Linked DNA regions of Homo sapiens: region 2 is linked to region 1. A link is a contact called in ENCODE Hi-C or POLR2A ChIA-PET data. All regions are on one chromosome and are shown on one strand. Each heading gives the region's core, a stretch centred on a gene start or an enhancer-like site at or near the end of the contact. The rest is flanking DNA. Distances are from core to core; before and after follow the strand shown. Region 1 overlaps LINC00922 (long intergenic non-protein coding RNA 922). Region 2 has its middle 100 kb from the start of CDH5.

The links. Hi-C counts contacts between places; a loop is a spot of excess contacts on that map. ChIA-PET counts read pairs that join two places held with the same protein, here RNA polymerase II (POLR2A). Pooled maps may share reads with other maps.
Region 2: a map of chondrocyte shows a loop between it and region 1 (2.2-fold over the local background). The contact joins two enhancer-like sites. A Hi-C loop is called at or near these places in 2 of 168 maps with a recorded cell type or tissue (chondrocyte and heart left ventricle) and 2 of 50 pooled maps. POLR2A ChIA-PET finds 5 or more read pairs at or near these places in 1 of 52 experiments (MCF 10A).

What each region holds. Positions count from the first base shown.
Region 1 is chr16:65,313,456-65,316,800 of GRCh38, forward strand. The region is part of intron 8 of LINC00922 (long intergenic non-protein coding RNA 922); the gene reads right to left. The region is part of intron 2 of LOC124903780 (a long non-coding RNA gene); the gene reads left to right. Among named protein-coding and RNA genes, the nearest start is that of LINC02126, 140 kb to the left of the region's middle. Within about 2 kb of position 1,781, at least 4 of the 41 ENCODE cell types and tissues checked have a DNase peak (open chromatin) inside an H3K27ac peak, as active enhancers do.
Region 2 is chr16:66,265,150-66,268,494 of GRCh38, forward strand. No RefSeq gene overlaps it. Among named protein-coding and RNA genes, the nearest start is that of CDH5, 100 kb to the right of the region's middle. Within about 2 kb of position 1,607, at least 13 of the 41 ENCODE cell types and tissues checked have a DNase peak (open chromatin) inside an H3K27ac peak, as active enhancers do.

The sequences.
Region 1 (3,345 bases), core at 531-3,030:
CATATATAATGGTCTTAAAGGGAGACTTTTCTTCTAAAACTTGAGTGAGAATAGCACAAGTTTGGCCAATTCGGGCAATTTTCCATCTTCATGCAATAAAATGGTGAGATTTCAATCAACACACAAATGGCTCAGTCAACACTATACTGACTAATTGGACTGTACTTCTGGGACAGTTGCAAAGTGGACTAATGGGAGCACACCCACATTAGACACCAGAGCAATAGTATAATCCTTGTAAAATTGTTTCATTTAGCAAAAAGAGTAATTGAGTATTTCTGGAAATAGTCGCTAGTTTTCTCCTTGACATAGACAGGATACTTTTCTTCTTTTCACCTCCTTTTTTCCTCTGAAAACAATAGGTATGTGATTAAAGGAGGTCTTTGAAACATGCAGATTTCTAGGACATTGTTTTATATCTCTAAAATAAAATCTACTATGCTCACTACCAGGGTGATGGGATCCATACTCCAAACCTCAGCATCAAGCAATATTCCAATGCAACACATCCGCACCTGTACCCCCTATATCTAAAATAAATGTTGACATTTTCATAAAATAATAATAAAAATATTTATTTCCCCAACACAACTTTTAAATATGAAATCAGTTTTAAAATGGTGTGTATGTGCATGTCCATGTGTGGAGTTAAATTGAGTACACGGCAAGGAATGTTGGCGAGTTCTCAAGTTGGAATATTTAACATTGAAATATTTGCAATAGTGGTGTACTGAGGGCTTATTATGTGTGTTAAACATTTTGTGTACATTACTTCTAATAAATATATGTGATAGAATAATATCTCTACTTTACAGATGAGCAAACTGAGGTTTAGTGAGGCTGAATAGCTTGCTCAAGGACAACCTTTTCAAAAGCCCGTATGTATCTGATGCCAAACTATTCCCTTTTTAACTGACCAGACTGCCTCTCCAGCCCACGCTGAAGAACACATATCTATCTAGTGCTAGCCCACATGAAAGGAAGGTCACCATCCTGAGGCAATGTGATCCAATATCAGTCATATGTTCAGTCAGACACAACCTTAGAGTGAAACCAAGTTGCAGCACATACAAAACCAAGAGACTTGGTTGAATGAAGGTGTTTTCTTCAGTGAGTCTCTATAGACAGTGAGGTCCTAGAGAACCTGAAACCATTTTAGAAGATAGGTCAATAAGACAAAGACCAAAGCTCTGATTCTTTGTGTCACCCAAGTGACCCACATGATGATCTTATGATTCTGATTAAATAGTACGATGTCATTTTATCCCCAAGTATGTTCCAGCACCAGGCAGCCTCTAGGTCCCTCTGAGTAGGCAGACTTTGCATTCCAGTGACAGACATCATTAAGAAAATATTTCTACTCTCCAAACCAGAGGGAGGAGAATGCTGGAATTTATTATCTCCTTATGCTTAAACACATCCCAGAACAACTTAATAAGGCAAAAATTCTCCCCATTTTACAGACGAGCAAATTGAGGATTAAAGAAGATTATGCTTTCCCCATGGTTCAAAGCTAAATCTGAAATTATAAACCTGCCTCTCTGGACTCCAAAGCCAGTCTTATTCTAACACTGTTCCTTCCTGACTGGTTCCTTTTAGCATTCAGATCTCCTTGGTGTTAAGCCAGCGAAGAATGGCTCTCCCCCCACAAGTTGAGCATAAACTCTGAAGAGCTTAGTTTAGCCCTCTGGGAGGTATTCTCTCTTGGATCTCTGATGCAGAGTTTGGTTGCAAAGTTGGATCCATGTATGAGGGAATGACGCTGCTGGGGATTGGTGGAGAGTCCACTGGTCTGACGCCAGCTGGCTCAGGGGACCATCTCTCCTCCCTTTCCTGGAGCAAGCAGTGTTATGTCTGGCCATGCTTCTCTGCTTTGATGCCCATTTCCACAGTCATTTCAAGTCTTCCCACTCCTCAAACTGAGCATTTAGACTCTCATGGATCACCCCTTTGATATTTCTAGCCACGTAGCTTCAGCTTCAAAAACAAATCAGGAATGACATTCTGTGACTATATTTTCAGCTATAGCTCATAATTTGGTTTAAAACTTGTCATTGTCTAAGAAACATATCCCTGTGCAGAGAACCCGTTGGACACCCGGATGAAATTGACTAAATAAAAGCAGTTTCACTGAACAATTTGCAAATATCACTGCTTCTTGCCAATCCTTTTTGGCAAAACTGTCTTCAGTGACTCGAGAGTTTTTCCAGCCTGAAAGAAATTTGAGTTACCTTATGCTTTCCTCTCTACATTTTTCTGATATAATACTTCCATTAAAGCCACATGTCTCAGACAATGGAAATATCATTTAGCAAAACACTAACATTAATTTTGCAGGAGATATTATTCAGTATTTTGTTGTTGTTGTTTGTTTTGTTTTGGGACACAGTCTCACTCTGTCGCCCAGGCTAGAGTTCAGTGGCGTGATCTTGGCTCACTGCAACCTCCACCTCCCAGTTCAAGCGATTCTCCTGCCTCAGCCTCCCAAGTAGCTGGGATTACAGGTGACCACAGCCACACCTGGCTAATTTTTGTATTTTTAGTAGAGACAGAGTTTCACCACGTTGGCCAGGCTGGTCTCAAACTCCTGATCTCAGATGATCTGCCCACCTTGACTTCCTAAAGTGCTGGGATTACAGGCACGAGCCACTGCTCCAGCCTCAGTTCTCCACCCCGCCCCCGCCACAGGAAGATGGACCTAATTTTAGAGCCAAAAGCAATATTCATTAAAGATAGTTTGCACAGCACAGTCAAGGTATGCTTGCACTCGTGTGGTGATAGGCAAGAAGGAGTTACTTGAGCCATATTTCCTGAGGAAAAATGATGAGGTATTTTCTGTCCCATCAAGGTTGAAAGTGCAGGAAGGGTCTTTGGGATAGGAAAGAAATAGGGCAGGAAGTGTAATTGTGAAACTCCTGGCATGGACATCAACAGCCAAGGTTTCTAGTTTAAATCTAACTAACAATGGGTAGTGTTTTGTTATAAATTAAATATGAAGATATGCTCACAACATTAAGCAAAATTAAGTTAAAATTTAAGAAGGGAATTTACAGAAAAGAAAAGAAAAGAAGAACTAGACAAAAATCACAGCCCTTGTGGAGCTTACATTATTTCTTAGATGAGTCACTTGGCTAGTTTAAGACTTGGAATTTTTATCTATAAGATTGGGTGAAGAGGAAGAAGCACAACCTAAATTAGTACTTCCGTGACTGTGTGCCAGACCCCACACGAAACTCAAGACAATATGTCATTAGCCCAATTTTCCACTTGACAAACACCATAGCTCCTTCATTTACTCATTATTTTGAGACATATTTTAGTGGCACTTATTCAGGGAAGCCGCCA
Region 2 (3,345 bases), core at 357-2,856, 950 kb after region 1:
TTTTCATCTTGTCCATCCAAGGACTCCATGAGCCTTCCCCTCAAGCCTGTGGGGTCTACCCCAGGTCATCTGCGCCCCAATCACTACCAGGCCCCACTGTTCGAACGGGGAGCACAGGCCTTTTCATCTTGTCCATCAAAGGTCTCCATGAGCCTTCACCTCAAGCCTGTGGGGCAGGGGGCATAGCACTCAGTGAGAAGGGTAGAAGCCTGGGTTCAACCACAGCCTCCCTGTCTTAGACAAGCCACTTAAACTGCCTGAGCCTCAGTTGCTTCGTCTGCAGAGTCAAGCTAATATAGCTGTACCCACCTGAAAGGGTTGTGAGGTCAGCTGGGATGAAATGGGAGAAGTGCACATAGTAAGTGCTCATTCAATGACAAATGTTAATATCATTACTACTATTATTACTTCCAAATGGGGAGCTGAGGGGCCAGGTGAGTTATCCCCAACAACACATAGCAGGAAAGGAAGTTGCGAGGCCCTGTCCTGGAGTGCTGAGCCAGGCCTGCTCTCTGCCAGCCGCACAGGGTACGTCCCACTGTAATGCCTCCGAGTTCCTCCATCACAAATCAGACATGTTTCTGATGTGGAAGTAAGTTGTAGAGGTTGTAACACAAACTACTGGACACAGCTGAGCCCAGAGCCCACTGCACTGGGTCACTTCGGGGTGAATCTTGGCTGAGTATCTTGAGGCAGGTCACCAGTCCTATCTGGGCTAATTTTCTCCAGCTATAAGATGAGGTGGGGCCGGGTGCAGTGTCTCACACCTATAATCCCAGCACTTAGGGCGGCCGAGGCCGGTGGATCACTTGAGGTCACAATTTGAGACTAGCCTGGACAACATGGTCAAACCCCGTCTCTACTAAAAATACAAAAAATAGCCGGGTGTGGTTGCAGGTGTCTGTAATCCCAGCTACTCGGGAGGCTAGGCAGGAAAATCACTTGAACCCAGGAGGCGGAGTTTGCAGTGAGCCAAGATCCCACCACTGCACGCCAGCCTGAATGACAGAGGGAGACACCATCTCAAAAAAAAAAAAAAAAAAAAAGAAGGGGTGGAATTGGATGGTTCTGCCATCCTCTGTGACCAGAGAACAATCCATTTCACCCCACAGACCCCCTGTCCTCTCCCCTGCTGGACCCCCCACCAGCCTTCAATGAATTTGAACACTGACACTATCAGATAAAGCCTGTTGCTGCTTGAGGTCAGAGCAAGGGATGTCAAAAATTGCCGGAAATTTTTCAGTCGTGAAAAAAAAAAAAAGCACAGGAGAGGCTGGAATACGAGCAGTTTTCAGTATGTATTTTTAGGACCCTGTACAGGCCTGAAGTTCCTTTGATGAGTTTAGAAACAAAAACATGTGTGTGTGGTATGTTTGCTTGATTTAGACATGGGTGTGACTGGAGTTAAAACAGCTTCCCCGTTTGGATTTTGTGATTTGTTGGGAAAAGCCAGAATGTTCTTCAGAACAAAAAGACATTCCTGGCCCCCATCACCACCGCCCCATCCATCTTCCTTTCTTTTGTTTCTCCTTGGTCTTCCTTCCCTGTTCTGAGTAGGCGGCTCAGTCTCTGAGCAATCAGACCCCACCCCCACCCCGTGAGGTCCCTCCAAGTGTAGCATCCAGCCCCGACCGCAGCCTACGCCTCGCCCCAGCAGCTGCAGACAATTGCATCCAGATGTGCATGCAGTGGGCCGGCCAGGAACTGCCCTGGCGGCCACCACTGGAGAGCCCAGCAGTGACAGCTCAGCCTCGGGGCCAGCAGGCTCCCAGGACCCCCACTCACCTCCCAGCAGACGTTCCTCGCAAACCCCATCAGGAAACGCTCCAGAAAGATCGGGCTATTCGTTCGGGGCTCTGCGGGGCTGACCCTGAGCACTCACACCCCATCCCACATGCTGTCCAGGCATGCTCACTGGCTCTGATCCCCACAGGAAGAACTCGCCCAGCTTAGGGACCGGGTTTTCCTGGACTGTGGGGGAGCGTATGTGTCCACGTTGCAGCCAGGCATGGACCGTGGGTCTGAACAGGCAGAGACCTCTGAGACCACAGGGCTGTGGTTTCTTCCCTGCATCTGGATCCTCGTAAGGTGGCCAGGCAGAAACCACAAGCCACATACCTTCCTACACACCTTCTCTCCTAGGACCCCTGCAAGGGTCCTGTTGAGCAGATGTTACCAGCCCACTTCTGGATAAGCCCAACGAGCTCAGAAATCTTCAAGAAGCAACTGGACCAGTGGGAAATGCAGGTCTGGGTGATTCCAGCCTGAGGCCTGAGACTGAGCCCAGTTTCCTCAGGCTCCAGACAACTGGGTGGCCAGGACCCGGCCGGTCAGCCCCATCTGGGGTGGTCAGGGTGGGGCACAGATGCTGAAAGTCGCTCCCACTGTGCACAGGTGGGGCCCTGGCTGAGGCAGGTCAGGACCTCGTGACCTGTTACCCCCCCCCCACACACACACAACCACACACACAACCATTCATACCCATGGAGAAACTGGGCACAATCGTAGACACACAAGTCTCACACAAGCTGACATATATGCGGGTTGACCCACAAACACACACACACACACACACACTGCCTGCTGGGCTGGTCTGGCAGGGCCTGGGGTAGGTCAGTCCTTTGAGGGGAAGGGCAGCTGCTCTTGTATTTCTGCCTGGGTCCCCCCGAAGGCAACAAGATATCAGCCCTTGAGTCTGGACTCTGGCCAAGGGGAGAGGGGACAGAAGGAATGAGAGTTAGAAGAGAGCAACGCAGCAGAAGAGGAGAGGGAGAAGAGAACAAAAGGAAAAGGAGGGAAGGAGGAGGGGGAAGAGATGAGGAAGAGCAGAGAAGGAAGGGTGCATGAGGAAGAGGGAAGCGGGGAAAGGAGGACAGGGAATGGGACAGGGGAAGGAGAGAGTGCAGGAGTAGGCCCTCTCGTAAGCCCCAGCGAGGGCAAAAAACATAATCTCCAGGTCTGGAATCAGACACATAATACATTGGACTTCTATGAGCACGTGTGACCTTATGCAAGTTACTCAACATCTCTCAGCCTCAGTTTCTTTTTCTCTAAAATGGAGATAATACAGTAGCCCCTTTCATAGAGAGGCATAGAACATATTGAACAGTCCCAGGTACATGGGAGAGCTTGATAAGGTTGCAAGAAAGATGGAACAGGTACTGGAGGCCCGAGCAAAGTCATATGCTTCCCGTATCCGGCCCGTGGTGAGTGCTTGGAGGATTTAACTGCTGTTATTTCTAATACTGCCGTCATCTTCCTCACATGCCAGGCACTGCTCCAAGTGTCTTTGTATCTATTACCTCATCTGACCTGCCAACAACCTTACAAGTGATTAGACTCATG